Regions from separate parts of the Mus musculus genome. Here region 1 is linked to region 2. A link is a loop called in an ENCODE intact Hi-C map of the cell type or tissue named here. Cell type or tissue: left cerebral cortex. All regions are shown on one strand. Links, peaks and the distances in the headings refer to the core of each region. The heading gives the core; the rest is flanking DNA.

Evidence for each region. A loop is a pair of places that touch in the nucleus more often than their neighbours do. Peaks named below come from ENCODE experiments on the same cell type or tissue, not always from the same donor. Only the 100,000 strongest peaks of a DNase experiment are listed, where the experiment ranks them.
Region 1: a loop joins it to region 2, with 3 times the contacts of the local background. A loop is called at or near these places in 3 of 42 quality-filtered maps.

The regions. Positions count from the first base shown.
Region 1 is chr2:165,803,738-165,819,670 of GRCm38, reverse strand. It overlaps Zmynd8 (zinc finger, MYND-type containing 8), which reads left to right. Exons shown (of 23, transcript NM_001363020.1): 13 at 4,202-4,354; 14 at 6,813-7,322; 15 at 11,742-12,152; 16 at 14,294-14,484. Among named protein-coding and RNA genes, the nearest start is that of Gm11465, 70 kb to the left of the region's middle. In left cerebral cortex, for the core only: CTCF peaks have their summits at 4,354, 7,931 and 10,713 (motif pointing right); a DNase peak (open chromatin) is centred at 7,925; H3K27ac peaks cover 425 bases.
Region 2 is chr2:166,056,956-166,064,955 of GRCm38, reverse strand. It overlaps Ncoa3 (nuclear receptor coactivator 3), which reads right to left. Exons shown (of 23, transcript NM_008679.3): 13 at 7,738-7,867; 14 at 6,120-6,314; 15 at 5,481-5,792; 16 at 5,135-5,261; 17 at 4,028-4,199. Among named protein-coding and RNA genes, the nearest start is that of Gm52534, 59 kb to the left of the region's middle. In left cerebral cortex, for the core only: CTCF peaks have their summits at 3,359 (motif pointing right) and 4,738 (motif pointing left); DNase peaks (open chromatin) are centred at 4,763 and 5,031; H3K27ac peaks cover 1,281 bases.

The sequences.
Region 1 (15,933 bases), core at 3,277-11,276, 250 kb after region 2:
GAGGTGCAGCTTAGTGTCTGGTGCTGATGATGACCTCAGCGCAGAGATCCACCCAGCCCCAGTGGATCCCCTGAGGTTGAGAGCTAGCCTTAGAATGTTCGGAAGGAGCAGGGGCCCTGGGCCACTGGAGCAGGTAGGGATCAGTGGAGGGAAGAGCAGGGGCAGGAGGCCACAGAGAAAGCCACTGCCAAGGGGTTGTGATATTCCAGACACCTTGGGGGGAGGGAGGCCACCTGTATATGGTATTGAGTTCACAGCACCATCCAGGCCACACCACTTGTTCCCAGGGCAACAGGACTAGCGGCCACCAGGTGTAGTCCAGTTTCCTACCTTGCCTTATGGCTGCAGCTGGACAGCCAGGGTCCTTGCTAGGACTCCATCCAGAGCCACCAGCTGGTTCCTCGATTGATTCAGAAGGGACCCGATTGCTGCCTTGGGACATTTGTTCTAGAAATGTGGTTTCTTTTCTCAGGGCCTCCTCCCACCTTCACACTCTGAACAGAAGCTCTGTGGAACAGAGGCGTTCTCGTGGTGACACTTCCTTTCTGCCAATCACGCCTGGCAGGAATAGCTTATTCCGTAAACCACGGAGCCCACTGGGCATCCTTGTGGTATCCTGGGTCTTTGAAGCTTGAGGTACAGCAGTGGTGGCTCAAAGGTGGCTCTGGGGAATCCATGATTTTTGTCCTGTGACCCCTCCAACCCCCATAATTCCTTCTAGAGTACATGTCTCATTTCATTCAGTCAGGTTGAAAGCGTCAGACACGTGGGTGGGTTCCTAGGGTGGGGTTTCAGCCTCATAGGTAGGGGCTCCACTGGGGACCCTGGAGAATGCTGTGCGTGGTGGTGGTGGGGGGGGGAAGGTTGGAGGGAGGAGGGGAGTGTGCGTGATTCTGTATCCACTCATGTGCGGTGAGAGAGTCCTGGAGACTGATGGTGAGAAACCACTGTCCAGCTAAGCAGGGCCAAACTGGAGACATGGGGCAAATCACTTCCCCATAAAGTAGGGGCTCACTATGTAGCCTTGGCCGGCCTTGAACTTGGCAATCTGCCTGCCCTTGTCTCTTGAGTGCTTGGATTAAAGGCCCCTCCCTCCCTCTATCTTTCTCTCTCACACACATTTTGCATGAATCTGTAGGGGTCAAAGGGCAGCGTGGGGAGCTGTTCTTTCCTCCCAGGTCCCAGGGCCAGACCCAGGCTGGTAGGTTTGTCAGTGTGATGCCTTTCATGGCCAATCCCCTTTGATGGGCCTTTTCTGATTTTGTTTTTTGTTTTTTTGGGTTTTTTTTTTTTGAGACTGGTTGTCATATAGCTATACCGACCTCAAGTCAAGGCAGGCCTTGAACTTTTGGCCCTCCTGCTTATCTCACCCATGGACAGGGGAAGCCGAGGAAGTTGGCACTCTGGACAATGCCAGTGTGTCCTTGTCCTCCGGCAATGGTCCTGCCAGCCTCGGGAAGAGCATCACTGTAGGTCAGAGAGAGCCTCCATCTCCATCCCTGTCTCCCAGGTGACATTGCCACCTGCCCTCCCTCTCCTCTGTGTCTGAGGTCTGAGTCTCATCCCTGGCAGTGTTTGTTCTCTAGGATGTGGCTGCCCCTGGCTGGAGCGAGCAGACAGTGGGGTTTTACACCACTGCACCGGTGGGACAGCACTCCCCACCACTAGGACTAAGACGGCCTTAGCCCCATGTCCCCATGTCCCCTGCCGTCAGCACTGATGCTGAGCACCTCAGGAACACCTGTAATCATATTCCCGTCCTGTCTCTTTCTGCCCACCCCAACCTTGGCTATGCCCCTGGTTTCCTTTTCCTAGAATGGGTTGCCGTTTGATGCCAACCTAGGAATCTTTCCCCCGCTGTGTTTTCGGCACTCCTGTTTATCCCGGTGCCATTTGAGGGTAATCTGGAGCCTTCATCCCTATGGGCATGACGTAGTTGTCCATTCCGACATAGCTACAGTGTAGGCATTTCTGCCCACATAGGAGGCAAATCCATAGAAGGGGAAGGGAGGGCAGGAGGCCTCACGGGCTTCGTGCGCATTTAGAGATGCTGCCAAGTTGCCCCCGTGATGTCGCTGTTCAGCTCTGTTCTCCCTCACAGAAATGGAGGAGCCTTTATCTAGCATGGCTATTTGTTCTCTCTGGCTTCCATTTATAGCAGGAGCTGAAGCATTCAAAATGCTGGTAGCCTAGGGGAGCTGGAGCCCACCCCAGCCTAGAAGGACAGTGTGAGAAGAGCTGATGCTCTCTCCTGCAGGAGGAGAGGCATGCCCCAGCCAGCACTCCAGGATGGGTCATTACGTCTCCAAAAGCCTTGGCCTTAGTCTTGATCCCAGCCCTCATGCCTTGGTCGCTTTCTTCTTACAGGATAAAATAGCTTACTGGCCAAGGGATGCCTTGCTTTGTAAAATGGGTACTTTGGATTCTCCTATTAAGAGTTTAGCCTTTGAGACATAGGCACACACAGTAGGCAGAGGCAGAGGCTCCCTGTTTGCTGTGTAGGTCAAGCTGTCCTTGAACTCCTGGCAATCACCCGCCCACCTTAAGGGAATGCTAAGGAGAGTGTGTGCTCTTACACACCTGTCCACAGCCCCATCGGCAGGCCAGGTCCAGCTGTCTTCCTGTGATGTGGGCTTATAGTGGTTAAGGCAAACTGTCCCCTGGTCCTGATTTCCCAACCCGGGTCCTCCAGACCGGCTGAGGTATGGGCTTCAGGTGCTTGGGGACAAAGGTGGACGAAGGAGAATAGCTTCCATCTCTTTCTCTGGAAGACTTAATGCTCTCTCCTCATCTCTGAAAGCCCCCGGAAGCATGCTTGAGTGTGCTCACGGAACACATGGAGTGGAGGCCATCAAGATGGGTGTTAGGTCCAGAAAGCAAGAGCAGACCTGCAGGTGGGACTTGCTTCCCTCTGGATCACAGACATACTATTCCAGCGGATCCTAGATGCACACAAGAACACATATGTGTGCATGTGTTCACGTGTCGTGTCTCCACTTGCTGTGAACATTTGCTACATACATTTGTGTGTCCGTGGTCTCGTGTTGGGGGCGGATTCTCTCCCAGTGGGGGCCATCATTGTGGTAACGAATGGGTCACAGCTCTTTGGGGCTTTCTGTCTGACTGTGTATGTGTGGGCTGGCAGGGGCTGCCAGGAGCTGAATGATGTTGGGGGATGCTGTGTCACGGGAAGGGGCCTGGCTGGGATCAAAATCAGGAACAGCTCCTCCTGTCCGGCTCTCAGATTGCTGAGTGGCCTCTCTGACAGCAGTGGAGGGAGGCCCAGGGTTTGTGGTAACAGAAAGGCAGCTCAGATCCAGAGGGAATGGGCTTGGAAGGGGTGTTTCTGTCACTGATAGAATCTGGGGTCAGCTGGGGTGGTTTGGAGGTGATGTTGCGGAGAACAGATCAACCAAAGGGCTTTCAAAGCCCCAGCAAAGCTCCCTTCTGCACCACCGCCTCCTCTCCTCTTTGGGCACTGAGCTACATACAATTCAGGGAACTCACTAGTCTTTGGAAATCTGGTCTAGCTGGTCTGGCAGCCAGCATCTTGCCAGAGGTAGCCAGGGAACCGGAGACCTGAGTGTCAGGCTGACCTGGCTCGCCTGAGAAGACTTTTCAGCCCAGGTCAGTACCACAGGAGTTGTCCCCTGCCTCTCTCCCAACCTGCCTTGGGTGCTGACGCCCAAGCTAGAAAGGACAGGTTCCCTAATTCCTATCTTTGTTGTTAAGTCCTTAGCCAGGACAGACAGGGAAATGGAAGTTAAGCTCTGGAGACTGCAGGGACATGCTCAGGGTGTCTGTCCTCTTGGGGGTACCATGTCTCATGCCAGAAGGAAGCTGTCTTTAGACCCCAGCCAGGCAGGTGTTTCCCTCCTGTTAATTGAGGTTGGATAGATTATTGGCAGCTCTCTCAATGCAGCTGAGCCCGCGAATGTTACCAGCAGCTGGGATAAGCATTTTCTATACTCAATCCTTTCGGGGCCGGGGCCGGGGGGGGGGGGGGGGGGGGGGAGTTAGCCTGCCCGCCACGTGTTTCCTGTTGCTCTCCGCCACGCCACAGCGGGCATGCTGTTTTCTCTGGGCAGCTGGATGCTGCTGTGGCTGAATATAAAAACGTAATTAGCACCCTGCTCACCTGAGTGGTGGGTGGTGGAGTGTGAGAACCTGGTCTGATTGAGGCTATACTGGTGTCTTCCAGATCGAAGCAAGGCCGAGATGGACCTGAAGGAGCTGAGCGAGTCGGTCCAGCAGCAGTCAGCCCCCGTCCCTCTCATCTCTCCCAAGCGGCAGATTCGAAGCCGGTTCCAGCTCAACCTGGACAAGACCATAGAGAGTTGCAAAGCACAGCTAGGTGCGTCCCGGCTGCTGGCACTGGGGGGTGCTAGTCTCTGGAGATGCACCTGGAGAGAAGGCGTGGCTCGCTGGGACCTCACCAGCTGCCGGGACCTCCATCTCTGTGGATAGTTAGAATGTGCTGCAGCCAGAGTTATTTCACATTTGCTGTTTCGGGTTTTTCCTAGCCCGAGAACATCAGGCGTGGGAGTGCTACGACCTCCAAACTCAGGGGTCGTAGCATTGCTCTTGAGTGGGTTTTATAAAGACCAACCCTACAGGTGTGCCCACCCACCCACACCCCACACATACTTCACCTTCTGGAAGTCTCTTTAATTTTCTGTTGGCTGTCATCCTGTATTCCTTTCTTGCCCCAAAGCATGAGGGGTCCTTGGGTGGTGGGCCCTGCCCTCTAAGGGATCTTTACAAATAGGGAGCCGACCTCACAGGGCTTCGCCTCCTCCATGGCAGCTGCTCTAATGCATATAGCTAATGTTCTGGAATACTGGGTTGGGGAGTTAATTAACTCAGGGGGTCTGAACAGTAAGGGATCCAGGAGTGAGGGTCATCCTGAGAGGTCTCTGGTGTTGGTCGGTACCCTGGATCCTTAAGTGAGAAGGGAGTTATAATTAGGGGTTTTCTGGGGATGGGTGTGTGTGTGTGTGAGACCAGTGGGGTCTCATTGGATTCTAAGATAGATTTCTAGGGTCAAAGCTCAGGCTCTGACAGCCATAGCCAGCTGTCTCCCACAGGCCAATTAAAGAAATGGGCACTAGTGACAAGCAGAGGAGGAAAGTGTGTTCAGTGGAATTTAGAGAGGGTGGAGGTTGCATAGCTAAGCCATCCTGATCAAGATGTGGTCCTGTCCTGTCTGTCAGTGGCCCACCATTGCTTCAGGTCTGTCTCTCTTGCACGACATGCCTTCCCCACAGACAAGGTCCCCAGGTTGGTACCAGGCATCAGCCTTCATGATATTCTTAGAGGAATGGGGACCTTTGTTTCAATCCTGAGATGATACAAGGGTGTCCTTGATAGGGCCCCTGTCCCACCAGGACATTGAGAGGCAGGGATTGCAGGGCTATTCTGGGGTCTCTCTTGGGTCTTTCCATTGCTCATTAAAATTTTCTTTCTTTGTTTGCCCCCTCCTGGACCCACCACGTTCTGCCGAGCCCTGTGTCTGTGTTATTCAGGGTGTCATAGAATAACCCTAGCTCCATCTTTACAGATTAAAACTATGAAGCTTGCTGAGCCGGCCACTTGCCCAATGTCCCCTAGATAACAGTTCTTGCCTCTGTCCTCATGCTCACCTTCCAGTAGGACGAAGCTCTGACTGGGCCATCATTAAAGACCTCATGTTTGTGGGGCCCTGGGGGAGGCAGATGCAGTTCCCTAGCAACCGTGCTGACAACTGCTTGTGCCTTGGCTCTGCCTGGCTCTTGTCCTCCAGGAGTTTCCCTCTGATCATGGCTGAGACTTGGCCATTTGGTTCTTTACCATTCTTTTGGGGGAATGGCTTATATGTGTGCGTGACATCTGCTATCCTATGCCTGCATCCTTTAAGGGACGTATACAGATGTGGCTTCATCTTGTCCCCTTCGTGAGAAGGACAGTGCATTCCCATGAGCACTTGAGCAGCACGGGGGATTCAGCTTTGTACCAGGTTACTTAGAGACCTGCCTCCACTAAAGGGGGTCTGGCAGTTCCCCCCATTACCCAACCGCTGTTTGCTACTTAGAGACTAGCACCCCAGTTTGGCCATCTCCTCTGTTCTTTGAATAGACGCCCCTGCCTTGATTCCTAGGTTGAAGTTCTTCACTTGTGAATTCAGTAGAGAATTCTCAGCTTTTTTTTTTTTTAAAGGGGGGGGGGGGCACTGGCAAGATGGCTCAGTGGTTAAGAGCACTGACTGCTCTTCCAAAGGTCCTGAGTTCAAATCCCAGCAACCACAATGGTGGCTCACAACCACCCAAAATGAGATCTGACACCCTCTTCTGGTGCATCTGAAGACAGCTACAGTGTACTAATGAATAATAATAATAAATAAATCTTTAAAATAAATTAGTTTTAAAAAAAGGGCAAAAAGACAATGTGTTCAGGTAAAGCTGCCAGCATTGCCCAGGAAGGATGAAGATGCAGATGCAATTAGGGCTGAGCCGCACCCCCCACCCCCAAACGTGTGCACTCCCCAAGGCTCTGGCCTTCTGGACTTGCCTCTTTACACTTGGGGAAGCCCCAGCCTTCTTGTTTGGGTCCCATCTGGTTTCTGCCTAGATACTTGGCTTCTCCGGGCCTCTGTTTTAACCGCCCCATCTCCCAACCCCCATCCATCATCAGCCTCAGAGTTAGCTCTGTGTAAAACCCGACAGTCTGCAGGTCTTCTGCCTTCTTTGGACCCTAAAGTCCTCTGCCTTGCTGTTCCCACCGGAGACGGTGTGCGTGGCTGAGCTGTGCTGATGTTTTTTCCTCTTTGACCTCAGGCATAAATGAGATCTCAGAGGATGTTTATACAGCCGTGGAGCACAGCGATTCCGAGGACTCCGAAAAGTCGGAGAGCAGCGACAGCGAGTACGTCAGCGATGAGGAACAGAAGCCCAAGAATGAGCCCGAGGACCCCGAGGACAAAGAGGGGAGTCGGGTGGACAAAGAGGCCCCTGCCATCAAAAGGAAGCCCAAACCCACAAACCAGGTAGAGGTCAAAGAGGAAGCGAAGAGCAACTCTCCTGTCAGCGAGAAGCCGGACCCCACACCCGCCAAGGACAAGGCCAGCCCAGAGCCTGAGAAGGACTTTGTAGAGAAAGCAAAGCCATCACCTCATCCCACAAAGGACAAACTGAAAGGAAAGGATGAAACGGATTCTCCCACAGTGCACTTGGGCTTGGATTCGGACTCGGAGAGCGAACTTGTCATAGACTTAGGAGAGGATCCTTCTGGGAGGGAGGGTCGAAAAAACAAGAAAGATCCCAAGGTGCCGTCGCCTAAGCAAGACGGTAAGTCACACAGAAGTCACACGGGCTCTGACTGTTGTTTGATGTTGGCACGAGTCAGGCCCTGCACCCTACCACCAACCCACTATGACAGGGAATGTCTCAGGGTCCCAGATTGGTACAGACGGCCATGATCTGCATATGACCCTACCTTATCCTCAACACAGTGAACCAGAAAAATATATCCCACGGGACTTGAACCTGTTTCCTGTGAGTTCACTTTAGCCTTAAGTCTGCTTGCTTAAGGTTTCACATGGTTCCGTTTGGCCTCGAATTACAAATCCTTGAGCTCAGATTCCCCCTGCCTCTACCTCCAGTGTGATAGGATTAGAGGTATTTACCATCATACCAGATTTAAAAGTGCTGGTGATTGAACCCATGGCCTCACAACCAGGCAAGCACCATCCCTTAGGAATTGCCCTACCGCTGAAAACGTAAGAGACCTCATTGAGTACCTACCGGACATGACTGTCTGTCTGTCTGTCCTATGTGCGTTGAGGTATCTGAGCCCTGGGATTCCCTGGATTTCTTTGCTCCTTACAGTGGAGGTGGTGTAGGTGCAACTCTGGCCTCTAGCCACTAGATGGTGAGAGCATCCGTCCACCAAACATGTCTCCTCCTAGTGGGCAGAACCTACCAGGCTGAGGACCACAGCCTGAATTGCTGGAGGCTTGGTGCCTATTAGGAGGAGGTGACTATGTGCAGCAGTGAGCATTCTGGAAACTAGGCTGAAAGGGCTGGGTGAAGAGTGTCCTTCCCCTAACAGAGTCATAGCAAGATTTTGGCTGGGAAAATGGGTGGCTGGAGGATGCCAGTAACATCCAACAACATCCAAGATCCTGAGTGGTCCATTGAGGGTGGAGGGGCGGCATCACTTAGGTGCGGCGTGTGTTTGGTGATGGATAGCCAGGTTTTTTTGTTTTGTTTTGTTTGAGTGTCTTGTTTCTGATAGGAGCTAATCTCTCATCGTAACCAGGAATAAGGTGGGAATTGGCGCCTGCATTGCTGTAGGGAGACTTACAGCAAGCCCTTGCTGGGCTTTGAGAACCTTTCTCCCTGTGAGATGCCTAAGCGGGTGGTCAAGAATCTCAGTTCTTACCCTGTGGCAGAGAAAAAGGAACGGGATCCCTGTGGTGCTGTGGTGGTGGGGGGGGTAAGGGCGCCTGAGCTTCCACCAAGGCCTGTTGAAGGCCTCGGAAATCTGCCTAGGGTAGAGAGCCTGCTTGTTAGGCCTGACCTTTCCTCCATGCAGGACTGTGGGACTCCCCTTCTCCCATGACACTCAGAACCTCCTATTCTTTCCGAAACAAGCTTTTTTTTTTTTTAAATGGTTTGTGTGTATGTGTGTCTATGTGTGTGTGTAGGTCAAAGGACTACTCACGAGTCAGGTCTCTCCACCACATGCATCCTGAGAATTAAACTTAGGGCAGCTTCCTCAGTGACAAGATTCTCTGCCACCGAGGGACCTTGCCAGCCTTGAAACGAACCTTTCGATTGATTTGCCTTCTGCCCTGGCTTAGGGGAAATTTTTTATATTACAGATAGGTACTAGCATAGGTAGGTGTGGTAACCCAAACTTCTAACCCCAGCATTTGGAGGTAGAGGAGTAGAGAATTCAAGGCCAGCTTCGGCTACATCAGACCCTGTCTCAAACAAAACAGACCAAGCAAAGCGTGCCCTCCCAACTTCGGGGGATCGTGAGCAGGAGCTTTCACTTTGGTCGTGAGCTTCCTATCAGTGAGAGCAGAAAGATCCACGGAAATTGGAGGTTATGATTTTAAGAAGTGTTAGCATTCTGGCAGAGCTGTTTCTGGATGTGATGTCTGAAGGAAACAGCCAGGATCTCCCGCAAACCCCGAGTTGGTGGTAGGTTGAGTGAAAGATGATTCTAGAACTAAACACAATCAGAGAGCAATTTCCCAAGGTCTGAGGCAAAACTTACTTCTGTAAACCGGTGTCCCTGTGAAGCTCCTTGGTGGTGGGTGGATGGTCTTTCTCCGAGGTGGCTAGGCGATGCTCCTAGCTTCTCTACAGCCATGCTCCCTCTGGTCCATCCTGAAGTGAAGAGGGTTGTGGAGTGCAGCTACCCAGCTCAGGAGCAGATGTAGACAAAGCCTTATGACTGCCCTTCACTGTGGGTGTTCCCATGGAGGGGGGGGCTGTTTGTTAGGTTTTACAAATGCAAAGTTCTGCAGGCCAGTTTAGCAATTTACTGGGGCTGGTAGGTAATCTGCATTTCTTTAGAGTGATTGGTTACACCCTCAGAGTTTTCTAAGACAATTGAACTGCCCAGAGCTTTCTACTCACCCCGCCCCAAACCCCAGAATTCTCCCCATTGAAGAAATCAGCGAAGAAATTTCTGGAATTCACCCTACTGAAGAAATTTCCATATTCTTGTGGTTAACAAGCCCTACCTGGCACAACTGGAGAGCTTGTTTCTGATACTGTTGTCTATTGGAAAAAGATCTACAGCCGGGCAGTGGTGGCGCACGCCTTTAATCCCAGCACTTGGGAGGCAGAGGCAGGCGGATTTCTGAGTTCGAGGCCAGCCTGGTCTACAGAGTAAGTTCCAGGACAGCCAGGGCTACACAGAGAAACCCTGTCTCAAAAAAACAAAAACAACAAAAAAATCACCAACAAGTAGGCATACCTCACAAAGCTAGTAAGGAGAGTAGAGCGGAACCGACCTTTTTTTCGAGACAGGGTTTCTCTGTGTAGCCCTGGCTGTCCTGGAACTCACTTTGTAGACCAGGCTGGCCTCAAACTCAGAAATCCTCCTGCCTCTGCCTCCCAAGTGCTGGGATTAAAGGCATGCACCACCACTGCCCGGCGGGAACTGACCTTCTTGAGGCCCTGATGACATTTGTGTCACCGGCAGCAGCACAAGCCACCCTGCAGCTGCTTCCTGTTAGAACCCTGCTAGGCACATCTGCCTAGCATGGACAAGTTCAGAGTTGCTTCTATACCCAGGGCAGCCAGGGTCTGATGTATGTCAGTCAGGCCAGCCAAGGGACTAGCCAGCCCCGCTTCCCTGTAGCTCTCTCACTCTGGAGCTCTAGTCTTCAGAGGAGCGAGGTGCTCACTAAGCTGTAGACCTTCGCCTCAGAGGAGATGGCAACTCTTCTCTTCATTCTCCTTGGCTTCTTGTAACCCGAAGCTTGCTCAAGATCTGGAATTTCCAGGTGTTTCTCTGGGTGATCTGGATCTAAGAGGATACCAAGGAATGTGGCCATTGGTGGCAAAGCCACCCCCCCCCCACCATGTTTGGTGTGTGTTTTCTAAGTACCCTGAATGGGGTATAGTACAAGCTGGCACCTCTGCAGCTGCTACCATCTTCCCTTTTTCATTTTATTTTTTAAAGATTTATTTAATCTAAGTACACTAATGCACCAGAAGAGGGCATCAGATCTCATGATCTGATCATGATGATGGTTGTGAGCCACCACGTGTTTGCTGGGATTTGAACTCGGGACCTTCGGAAGAACAGTCAGTGTGCTCTTAAGTACTGAGCCATCTCTCCAGGCTCCCCCCACACCCCCAATCTCCTCTTTATAAGTAAGTTCAGTATACTGTGCAGCTTCTCCACTGACTTCCCGTCCCGCCCACAGCCCTCCAAACTTAAGCCCAGGTCATTGCAGTCGAATAGTGCCCCTGAGCTACATCCCCAGCCCCCAACTTAACGCTTTTAAGAAAACTTTAAAAAGCCAGGTATGGTGGCGCATGCCTTTAATCCCAGCACATGGGAGGCAGAGGCAGGCGGATCTCTGAGTTCAAGGCCAGCCTGGTCTACAGAGCAAGTTCCAGGACAGCCAGGGCTACACAGAGAAAGCCTGTCTAGGGAAAAAGGGGGCTTAGACTTGACCATTGTAGGATAGGAAATTCAGCATTGTTTGCTATCCATGAAGGGCTGCGCAGACACATCCAGAATGCAGGCTAGGCTGGGCCGAAGGTGTTAACAGAAGGTTCTCTGGCCTGGGGCTGAATTCCTTTGTTAAATGTCTAGGTCGCCCCTCCCAGTGGCTTTGTCAAAGGGGAAAGTAGATTTGGTGTGCACACCTTTTGACAGCCAGTTGCTTTTGCCAAGAGCTCCTCCTGGGGAAGAAGGGCTGCAGTTAGGCAGTCTCCATTACCCACAGCCTGGGCCACTAGTTAATTACTGCTCAGCATGGGGGCTGGGTCTTGCTCTCTTCTTCCCCCAGAAGGCTTGTGACTTCTCCATCTGGGATATTAGTTTGTGCTCAGTAAGGCATAATTCATAGCTGTTGCAGAGACCATGCTTGTCCTTGGGGCTCCAGGGGCCCTCTAAATTCCTTCAGGCAGTCTGCCTCTGCTGGGTTTGACCTAGAACTTGGCCTGCCATGTGAAGTCCCAGCTCAGGAAGCCAATCCAGTTTCTGCTTGTTTCCACCCTGCCTGGCTGTAGCTATAGGTAAACCGCCACCGTCGTCCACTTCGGCGGGCAACCAGTCTCCCCCAGAGACACCGGTACTCACCCGCTCAGCCACCCAAGCACCCGCGGCTGGGGTCACCGTGGCCGCCGCCACCACCAGCACGATGTCTACCGTCACAGTCACGGCACCGGCCACCGCCGTCACGGGAAGCCCGGTGAAGAAGCAGAGGCCGCTCTTACCGAAGGAGACTGTCCCAGCTGTGCAGCGGGTCGTGTGGAACGCATCAAGTAAGTTTCAAACGTCCTCCCAAAAGTGGCACATGCAGAAGATACAGCGCCAGCAGCAGCAGCAGCAACAACAACAGCAGAGCCAACAGCAGAGCCAGCAGCAGCAGCCTCAGTCTTCCCAGGGGACGAGATATCAGACCAGACAGGCTGTGAAAGGTACCGCGCCCCCTTCTGTTCTCTGTGGCGCCCACCCCCTTTTTGCCACACTAACAGGAGAAAGGCCACCCTTGTTGAATTTTTCCCCTACATCCCTATGTGTCATGGTCACCGCAGGCCTTATCATCCCATATGGAATTATTTTTTTAAAAACTGGCTTGCTAGCACTATTTGCCTGATTTTTTTTTTTAAAGATTTTTTTTTATTCTGTTTTATAAGTGATACGTGTTTCCTCTTTACAGAGGGGACAGGATATGTGTGTAGAATTCAGAATGCTCAATGTGGGCCCATTCGCTGTCCCTGTCATTGTCCACCCTTCTGTGACAATCATTTGTTGTCCTTATGCCTCTCCCAGTGCATGCCTATACGTTTGTTTTTATACCATATAATATTATACCATAAAATATTGTCTTTTTTCTTTCTTTCTTTCTTTTTTTTTAAAGCAAAAATGGTACCATTCTTGATTTTTTTTTTCCCCCTTCCCTCCCACCCATCAGCATGTTTTAGAGGTCTGTCTGTGTCTTATCCTTTTGGACTGCTGCATAGTATTCCCTAGTTCATTTAAGGTGTTCACCTGCTGGTGGGCATTGAGGATGCTTTTAGTTTTTCCCATTGTAAGATATGCTGCAATGACTATGTCTTGTGAGCATCTGGGAATCTCCAGGCGTTTTGTGGGAAAGTCTTTAGAGTGTGAGGAATCGGTAGGGGGGACAGTTTCCTTCCAAACCCCTGCCAAGGTGAGCCGGCCTCTGAGAACTCAGTGCTGGAGGCCAGTCTCTGTCCTGCAGCTGATGGCTCCGCTCAATTGTCTGAACCCAGCTTCAGGAGCACTAATGTGGGTCTGGTTTCTTGGGGCAAAGGAGCTTCCTTCACACTCGCTCTGTCCTTCCCCCATGCTCCCAGAGCTCATCCCAGTGAGGTAACAGGTCAGTCACAGGGACACTTTCAGGGACTCAAGGCCAGGTGGCTGGAGAAGGCCTGAAAAGCTGGACAGGTCTAGAGTGAGCTCTCAAGTACTGCAGTGGACATGGGATTAGGGCAACCCCTTGTTGGATTCTGTTTCTATCTAAGGCTGTCTCCTGCAGATAGGGTAGGTGGCTGCAATGCCAGGACCTGGTGGCAGTAGGGTCCTCAGCTTCCAGATAGTCCTGTGTCAGGTTGTAAGGCTTATTGCAACTGGGAAGGGCCAGTTTTAATCAGTAAAGCAGCGGAGACAGACTTGACGCAGTGGTTACTCCCTCAACACGCCTTATATATAGCCTGCTGGGTCAGACTTTGATCAGCAGAGGCTCCTGTAACCACCAGTGATTAAAATGGCCAAGTAGTGGCTTTACTCTCTTCATACCACATTGCCTTTTTAGCCGCTGTGGCAAGGACTGACTTCAATGAGCGTGGTACTGTTTTGCCACCAATTAAAACGAAAGGCGTTGATTTTAATGAGCGCTGTGCTGACGGATCGGTAAAGTTATTGGGTCACGGGTATAGTTGCGTAGAATGCTCACCCAGCATGCACAGAGCTCCGGGTTAAGTTCCCAACACTGCAAACACCAAAGATGTCAAGGGCTGAGATTTTAATGAGTGACAGACTCTTACTCCCTTCAGGCAGGAAGTGATTTTAATTAGTAGGACACTGGGTCTGTCATACCTGAGGAAGGGGTCCAGGGTGACTGGTGCAGGGGTGGCTGGCACTTTCAAAGGTAGAAAGGGCTCAGGCCTTGTAATGAAAGCCAGAGGGTCTGTTTGTGAAGCTGTCCGGGTTTGCCAATGAATGGCCAAAGTTCTTACCTTCTCATAGAGATGGAAAGACAGAGGTTTCACGTCTTCAGATGTTGGCTGCATCCAGCTGTTAAGTCCTTCTGGTAGCCTGGTGCTTCAAGGCTCGATTAAGTCCCCTAAACTGAACAGCCTTGAGTTAGCTCCTGAAGATGATTGCTTAGGTCTTTGTAGTGCAAGGTTGGCGCCTAGTGGAGAAGAGAGCTCAGAGGAGCCAGGCTCGAGCTTGGGCAAGGTGAGACACTGGCATTCGTAGTTCAAACGCTGGCTAGGGGAAGCTATAAGAAGACTTCCCTCCCTCGCCCCGGCTGTTTGCTGGGATGTGCTTTTCTGTATGGGTGGAGTGACCCGACCCTTTGCTTTCTTAGCTGTCCAGCAGAAGGAGGTCACCCAGAGCCCATCCACGTCCACCATCACGCTGGTGACCAGCACACAGCCGGCAGCCCTGGTCAGCAGTTCGGGCTCAGCAAGCACCCTGGCGTCTGCAATCAATGCCGACCTTCCCATTGCCACCGCCTCGGCCGACGTGGCCGCAGACATTGCCAAGTACACCAGCAAAGTAAGTGGGTTGGTGCTGCGGCTGGGGTGGGGTTGTTGGGGCCCTGGCTTGGTAGTTTGTAAAAAAGGCTAAGTTGCAGGCTTTAACAAAGGGTCTCCAAGGACAATTTACATTTGAGTCTTGAGTTAGATAGTTTCATCTATCATGGCTAAACCAGGGTTTGGGATACTGCTACACAAGTGCTGTAACCCTGCATTGTGTCTCCAGCGCCATTCTGTTTTATTTTGAGGCAGGGTCTGCCTCTGGAGTCTAGGCTGGCCTTGAAGAGCTCCTAAGTATCTGAGATTGCAGGTGTGTGGCTACCATCCCCCACCTGGCTTGGCTGTCTTGGAACTTGGCTCTGTAGACTAGAGCTGGCTTTGAACTCACAGAGATCCGCCCCCCTCTGCCTCCTGAGCGAGGGGACTAAAGGCCTGTGCCACTGCCACCCAGCAGGTTAGTTAATAGAAAACTGTGGACTGGTGGTGCGCCGATTTCTCTTGGGGAGGTGAACACTGGTCTGTTTGGCTTGCCCAGAGAAGGGACGCTGAACCAGAGTGAGAGACTCCATTGTCACACCAGCACGATGACATGCCAGGGACTTAAGAGGGGCTCCTGGGTCCCCTCCTTAAGTCATCCACTCTCTCGGGCTCAGGGTTCAGTCCCTGCTGGTGGCCTGGCATGTAGGATGGCCTGCTATGTGTAAACTTGGCAGACTCTCTCAGTTGGGCAAGTCCTTGAATGAGCGCGGTTGACTAAAACACGCACCTTGGTGTTGTGGAGGCCGCTGCTGTGTCCTGAGGGTGGTAGTCGGTGGTAGTCGAGGTATGGTGGTGACCCCTGGGGCTCCTTTGGCTGTTGGCTTGTCCCTAAGGATGGGGCTGATGCCTGGGTAGTAGGTGCTTGGTGCTGGGTGGAGGTACTGAGTCCATCACTGTGAGCTTTGCGTGGGTCAGCTAGTCGCCTGCTTATCGGGTTTATCACTGCCAGTAATTTAATAGCTAATGAGAAACACTTTCCTATTTAGTAAATGGTTGTGTGAACAAGAGCAATTTGTCTTTTACTAATGAGCCAATCAGGAGTGTTTACTCATTAGAGACCAGCAGTTCAAGCTATGAGGGTGCAGGCGAGAGAGGGGTGAAGAAGAGGGTTGCTCTGCTCTGTTTTCTTTCTTTCTTTCTTTCTTTCTTTCTTTCTTTCTTTCTTTCTTTCTTTCTCTCTCTCTCTTTCTCTCTCTCTCTTTCTCTCTCTCTCTCTCTCTCTCTCTCTCCCTTCCTTCCTTCCTTCCTTCCTTCCTTCCTTCCTTCCTCTCTCTCTCTCTCTCTCTCTCTCTCTCTCTCTCCCCTCCCCCCTACCCCCCCTCCCCCCTGCCCCCTCCCCTTCTCCCCTTTTCTTTTTTGGTTTACTTAACTCTGTGTCAAAAAGTGCTGTGTACCTGAGCCTGGTCTTTAATCCTCCCGCCCTGGCCTC
Region 2 (8,000 bases), core at 1-8,000:
CCCTTACTTACACACTTACACACACACACACACACACACACTTACACACACACACACACACACACACACACACACACACACACACTTTAGGACTGGTGAAATGACTCAGTGCCACTCGATGCCTCTGCCACAAATGCTGACAGTTGACTCCCAGAGGTGGTCCTCTGAGCTCCATGTCTGTAATGTGCATGCAATCTGCACAGACACACACAAAATAAAGTGTAATAAAACTTTACAAATCTGTTGTTCTCCCATAATTTGTGAATAGCAAGAGATGATTTAGGTAATAATAGGTCAGCCAGGAAAAGCACCTCTGCAGATCTCCATCTCTGAGTGCACTCCCCAGTTAGACACTAAAGGTGGTCACTCACCACTGATCCTCAACAGGTCTACTTGGCAACAGATGGCATGTTCCAAAGGAAATGTCGGGTGCACTGTGCACCTCTGCCTTCTCCCAGGCCCCCAAACCAAGAACACAGTGAGCAGCCTGTCCTGCAATTCTGCTCTGCCACCTATGCTCTCCCACTGCAGCCTTCCCTTGCTTGGGTAAGGGTCGAGTGTACACTGAAGTTCCTTCTCAGGTTTTCCTCTTCTCTCACAGTGTTTCCTGTCTGGGTACGCTCAGACACAGAGGATAACTAGCTATCAAATTATGCGTTCTACCCGAAACATTTCTGAACTCACTTGGCTTATGCAAATGAATCTGGGTGTCCCCAGCACTCAAACTTAGTCTGCAGAGTAGAAATCACGAATTTACAATTCTCCCACTTCCCCACTAGATAGAAAAGCCGCTTTCCTCCAATCTCCCCAGGACTCCTTCCTCCCGCCTCCTCACTACTCCTCACTATCCTTCTAGTCTACGAGGCCCACTCCCAGGACCCTTCCCATGATTCCTGTGGACCCTTGCAGTGACGGGTATTTATGCTTCTACTATCTTATCATTCCAACCTGCTCACACCAGATACAACATCTTTGATAAAGCAGTTATATGTTACGTTGAACACGCAAACTATATGTGTGGGACAGTGAAGGGCAGCCTGTTTTGGTTGAGCTTGCTCAGGTGACCCAGTAGAGGGAGGGAACAGTGAGCCACGTTCCCAGAGACAGGTGCCTGACACCACAGAGCCCCCAGCTCCATAATTCTGTGACAATCAGTCACGCAAACAAAGCCCCAAGCTCCTGGCATTCTAGCTAGACTCCACCCTCACAGTTACCTGACATTAGCCAGGAGTGCTTCTCCCCACAGCTACCCTGCAACTACAAGATCAAGGGGCTGCTTGGTCCCTCCTCTCTCTTAAGCTCTCACCTTTCTTACTCACCCGCATCCGCAACGGAACTCTGGTGGGATGCAGGTTCTCTCCCACTCCCTATATTCCCCCACACCCACGGCCCTACAACATGCATTCATCTCCCTTCTCTTGGGCAGACTACTAAAATGAATGTAAAGAATTCAGAAGGTTCTGAGACCCAACCTAACCCACAGTATAAGCAGAATTTAGCCAGATATCCGAGACTTCCATGCAGCCGCTGCTGGCCACTCACAGTAGACCATGTCACCAGTCCCCGGGCTATTTATTCAGCATGTTCTACACTTCCTGTCTGGATCACAGACATCATCCTACCTACTGTGCTGACAATTCCCGTAACACTTTCACCTTACTTTCTCTGTTGTGGCATGTGCACATGTGGAGGTCAGAGGACAGCTTTGTGAAGCTACTTCTCGAATTCCACTTTCATGGAGACCTTGACGCGTCGTGGTGCCAGTTTGGGCCAGCCCACAGAACAGTACTTGCTAGACTATCTGATCACTGTGTCGCTTGTCACCTATGGCTGTCTTTATAGATGTCTTAGATACCATTTAATGCTTCCCAGTTAACAACCTCGCTTCTGAGATTTCACCAGCATTTTACTGTTATAATAAATTACTGTGGGTATTAAACACAATTTTGAAATTTTTGATGGTGTGTGTGTGTGTGTGTGTGTGTGTGTGTGTGTGTGTGTGTGTGTTTGGGCGTGGGGAGTCTGTTTTATTTTTCAAGACAGGATTTTTCTATGTAGCCCCGGATGTCCTAGAACCTTGTAGACCCGGATAGCCTGGAACTCAAGGGAGCAGCCTCCTCATTGCTGAAGCTGAAGCTGTGCCCCACCATGCCCGGCAACACTCTTAAGCTGGAAATAAAGCTAAAGCCAAGCCATGACAAAGAAGGAAGGAGCAGCAAACGCTCACAGTGGGCATTGCCCAGCATCTGAGTGTCACGCTACAAATGGCCAGCCTGGTAACATCAACACTGCAAAGACTCGGCATGAGCTCTGCACCTTCATGAAACCAGACAGCTCAGCCTGAACCGCCATGCCAGCTGAGCCTGAACTCGCTCACATAGCAAGAAAATCAAAACCCCATTAGAAAACTCTAGAGCACAGATGCGTGGCCAGCAAACAAGCTTGCAAGAAAGTATAGTGAGAGCCAGTCTATCATATTAGTAAATATCTTTTTAAATAAACACGCTCTGTTATTTGTGTGGTCATATGCCTAAGCCACACAATGGAGCTGAGAGAGAAAAAACTGAAACTACTCATCTAGAAAAACAACAAATGCCATTTTCCTTTCTGTGACAAGGTCCTGATGTGATAGACCAGCTATCCAGTTACAAGGTCATTATAAGTTCATTTCTGTTTTCTGTAAAACTTTGGTTTAACCATGTCTTGACCCATTTTCTGGAATTTGACATGTTCCACACCCTATCCCCTAACCTTCACCCTAATAAGATGCTCTGCCAAATAATTTTGAGTGTTCTGCCAAGTTCCTACAGAATGAAAACCCCTTGAGAGCCCCCTAGACTTGAAGTTTTGAGGCTCTCTCATAAACCCTACCTTCTCCTACGTCCAATGCTGTTTTCTCAAGCCCTGCTTTAGAGAAATAACACTGTCTGGAAGAAAATAGAGCTTGCTTCATTTGACCAAAGATTCTGAGTAATGGCTCTTACTCTCACTTGGTCTACAGAGTTCCAAGACAGCCAGGAGGCTACACAGAGAAGAAATCCTGTCTTTCCTGAAAAACAAAATAAACTTGTAAAAGTGTATTTTCATGAGATGAGTATACAAAGAGGCAAGAGATGACAATGACCTAATTTGCCACTGTAAACATGTTTACCCATGGCCTGCCTCACCAGCACACTGGGCACACCTAACAGGTTGGCTACAGACTGAAGAAAAAGTTATAAAAGTAAGCAGCATTTGGTGGGGCTAAGAGAAGGCCACCTCTTATTTATTTCATGTATGAGTGCAATTATAGCTGTCTTCAGACACACCAGAAGAGGGCATCAGATCCCATTACAGATGATTGTGAGCCACCATGTGGTTGCTGGGAATTGAATTCAGGACCTCTGGAAGAGCAGTCAGTGCTCTTAGCCACTGAGTCATCTCTCCAGCCCAAGAGAGGGCTCTTGACAAGGACCCTGTTCCAGGTCCCAGAACACACATTTTAGCTCAGAACCATCTTTAAATCCAGCCCCAAGTGAGCTAATACCCTTTTCTAACATCTGCAGGTACCAAGCACACACATACGCACATAAGCAAAACACATACATAATAAAGTCAAATTAATAAATCTAATTTTTTTTAAAGTTAGGTAATTATTATTAGGGCCAGAGATGTGGGTGCTAGGGTCTGTTCCTAGAACTATATGGTAGCTCTCAGCCATCTGTAATTTCAGTCCCAAAGAATCCAAAACTCTCTTCTGGCCTATGTGGGCACAAAAATGTACATAGTGCACAGATGTACCAGATGTACATACAAACAAATATCCATTATCATAAAGTTAAACTAAAAAATTTAAGTAAGCAGCATTCTTAAAACTAGTGTTTTCATTAGATGTTTTCTTTGGCTGTAGTAAAACAAGGGACAAATACTCACACTTTCTCACAAGTGACACAAAGGTACACAGTCTAAATTTAAGCTGTGTTTGTCTCCATGAATATGAAGACATACTCACTGCCACGCTCTTCAGCTCTCACAGACTGCAACTCACCTGATTCACGAGCTCAGGAATTCCCAAGGCCCTGTCGATCTCCTCCAGACCTGTGGCATCTGTGTTGCTCAGGAGTGTGTGCAGCTGGTCCAGCAGAGCTCTCTCGTCACTCTGGCCCTCTGCGTTAGAAGGTGGCCCAAGCAGATCATCCAGAGAGTTTCTAAGAAGAGGCCTAGAGAGAGACGTGAGTCAGCTCCAATGCAGCTTGGTTAGAGTTGGTGAGGTCCTATGTTCTACACCAAGGACCACAAAAAAACCAAACCAGTGCTCTTCTGATGAAGAGCTTGTTAGGCTTTTAAGTTTTCTGAGAGTCTAGCCTCAAACTCACACCCACCAGTCTCTCCTATTTAGTGGTAAATGCTGATGGTAATACAATGCCCACAATGACACTGAAGTATGCACTATGAGATGTATGTGTTTCAGCTGACCTCTAGCCTCTGCATAAACACAGAATTTTTAAAAAGAAGACATGGCTGGGATATTTCTCAGAGGTAGTTTATTAAACAAATTAAAGCTAAAATGTAGAATAAACTCCCAGTCTTTTTCTTTCATTAAAAAAAAAAGTAAAAGATAGTACAATAGTTCACTCCCATCTGTACTACTGAAATGTTGTAGATGATTTTAAAAGATAATGGAGAGATGGCTCAGCAGTTGTGAGTAGAGCAAGCACAAGAAGGCCCAAGATGCACTCCAGTCGGGGACCTGGCGCCCTCTTCTGGCCTCCTTGGACACTGCACAAATGTGATGCACAGTCATACATGAAGTCAAACACTCAACCCCCGCCCCGCCCCCCCCCAAAAAAAAAACTGAGGCACAGTATCTGAATAGCCCCCCATGGCAGGTCTGGGTAAAGTGGCACTGTAATCGGCTCCATGAGAACATGTCTTTCCCAACTGCTACTAATGCATGGGAGATTACTGCTAAGAAGCCTTTTGGAAGTCTTGAAGGCTGAACTGTAGTTCTGCCTCCTCCCACCCTCCAGATGCCTCTGCTTCCTGCACCAGCAGATGGCAAAGTCAACAGTCTCTCCATACTCTCCCAGGGTTGCTCCTGCCCACACTCTTAAATCCAGTGCAAGCATTCCCACATCCCAAAATAAAACCCTACCTATTTTGAGACCCGTGAGGACCTTGTTCCATAGAGAGCATGCCCTCTGGCCAGGAACCTGGTTGGTTAGACGGCACTGCTGGGCTATAGGGATTGACTCCCATTCCCATGGGAATCTCACCAGTTCCTGGGGGAGCAAATCAAAATTTTCAGCCAGGTGGTGGCACACACCTTTAATTCCAACACTCACAAGGCAGAGGCAGGTGGATCTCTGAGTTCTCAAGGTCAGCCTGGTCTACAGAGTGAATTTCAGGTCAGCCAGTGCTACACAGAGAAACCCTGTGTTCAACCCTGCCCCTATGCCGAAAAAGGGGATTTCCATTTTTTATTGAAAGGGACAGCTTACTCATTTGAAGCATCTGCTGCTGTTGCTGCTGCTGCTGTTGCTGCTGCTGTTGCTGCTGTTGTTGTTGCTGTTGCTGCTGTTGCTGCTGCTGTTGCTGCAACGATGGTCTTGCACCTGGCAGTCGATTAGAACGAAGTGGCAAGGTAGGCACAGAGCCCCCCATGGCAGGTCTGGGTAAAGTGGCACTGTAATCGGCTCCAGTTCTTCCCAGGGGACTTGATGCCAGAGGCTCCATTCTGCTGGCCCTTGAGTTAGCTAAGCCCCAGTCTCCGGGGGAGGAAGTCGGATTCACAGGAACATTTCTGTTTGGGCCTAAAATTAGGGAGGGCTCATCAGGTCTGACCCAGCACATCACACAAAAGCCCTTCGTGCACTGGGAGAACCATTATTTACTACAGTAGCCAGGACTGTCACCCTGAGAGTAGGGCTGTCACCTACAAAGACAGTATCTAGAAGCCTCTACTCTCACGTATTTGTTACAGGTTAGAAAGGTGTTCTGAACCAACGGGATATTTAAAAGACACCATGGTTCAATGGAAGGAGCACTATATTAAAAATATAGTAATAATAACTTAAAATATTAAGGCTGTTACTTGAGTTCCATGTTTAAGGAAATGACCACACTTAGACATGACCTACCCATGTTGGCACCGTAATTCTCCTGACTATCCATCATTCTTGGATTCCCAGCCAGTATGGGCTGTTTTGGTAACCCAGGGAAAGCACTGACATTCTTCACTGGCGGACCTGAGCCAACAGACACAGGGCTATCCAGAGACACCGCTCGGTTATATGGAGGACGAACAGACTGCACAGGCTGTGGACTTCGCAAACCTGTTGAAAACACAGAAGCTTGCCACATTAGTATAATCAAGGGCAACTATCAAACACTAAGCCCCCTACAAAAAGCCTTTCTCATAAAAACAAACACTACCATTTTCTTCTACAAAATAAATATTTATGTCAAAAAGAAAAGAAAAAACCCAAATTCCAAATAAAGTACAAACAAAAGTCTGTATGTTGGCCAAAGTGCTAGCTAGCATTCAGCTGTAGCCGAATACGGTCATGTCCAATGCCTATCTCAGAATGCCACGGCAAGGCTGAGCACTGAGGCTCAGTAGGCCATGTTGAAGGAGCATGAGACTCTGAATGCAGATGCCCAACAACACAAAGGAAGGAGGGAGATGGAGACAGAAAATGGACAGATGCTTTTAATTCCTAGAGATGCTTCCACGTACGCACTTATGAAGTAGATTCTCTACTTACAATTTTACAATAAAAACAAAAAGTTAAGCTGCCTTCCAATCAAATAAGTGCACAGTTTCTTCCCAACCTCTTTGACTAATCTGACCAGTCAGTTTAGGAAACAGTAAAACTGAAGGTAATGAGACCCTGTTGCAAAAAAATGGAGGGAGGGAGGGGGGGAGGGAGGGAAGGAAGGAAGGAAGGAAGGAATTAAGTAAGTGTGGAGGCCATGCCTTTAGTCCAGCACTCAGAAGGCAGAGGCAAATGAATCTTGGTGATTTCAAGGCCAGGGTTACCCTTTCTCAAAGAAAGAGAGGGGAGGAGAGGAGTCTGATGCAAAAGATAGAAAGAAACAAAGAAGGGGGAGAGAAGGGTTCCTGCAAAGACCAAAACAATGAGAAGAGGCACCTCTCAGGGTTAAATACAAGGACCTTCTTTAAGGACCAAAAATGACATATTTAATCCAGTTTGGGTCATTTAACCCAATTCTCCATGTTTAAGAAGAAGTCTACCCCAAGGCCCAGGTATGTGTTCTCTAAGAATCATAATTACTGAGCCGGGGCTGGTGAGATGGCTCAGTGGGTAAGAGCACCCGACTGCTCTTCCGAAGGTCCAGAGTTCAAATCCCAGCAACCACATGGTGGCTCACAACCATCTGTAACGAGATCTAGCGCCCTCTTCTGCAGTGACTGAAGACAGCTACAGTGTACTTAGATATAATAAATAAATAAATCTTGAAAATAAAGAACGTCTTGTTTCCAAAAGTATTATACTTAATTTAAAAAAAAAAAAAAAAATAAATAATTACTGAGCCGGGCATGGTGATCCCAGCACTTGGAGGCAGAGGCCAGCCTGGCCTCCAGCTGCTTCCTGGTCGTGGTGGAAGCGAACATGCGACTGTACCGAGTGAGGAGCACCTGCATTGGGACGTCTGTCTCTGAGCAACCTCGGCTCCTCACAAAGCCCCACCCAACCTCACCTTTCAAAAAAGAAAAACTCTGGTTTTCCTTACCCAGAGAACTCGGTCCTGCAAACATCTGCTGTTTGGCCCCTGGGTGACCGCCATTTGTAGGATTGTTGTAGAAGTCAGAACTGGTCAAATCTCCAAGAATGGCATCTAGATTATCCAGGTCTCCCGATACCTGAAAATGAACCTTTTAAATTATTCTGTATGTAACACCAGATGCAGCTATCAAGGCATCAGCCAAAAAAAAAAAAAAAAAAGAACGACTGGTAGTGCGCACATTGAATCCCAGCAAACTAAGTTCCGGGACA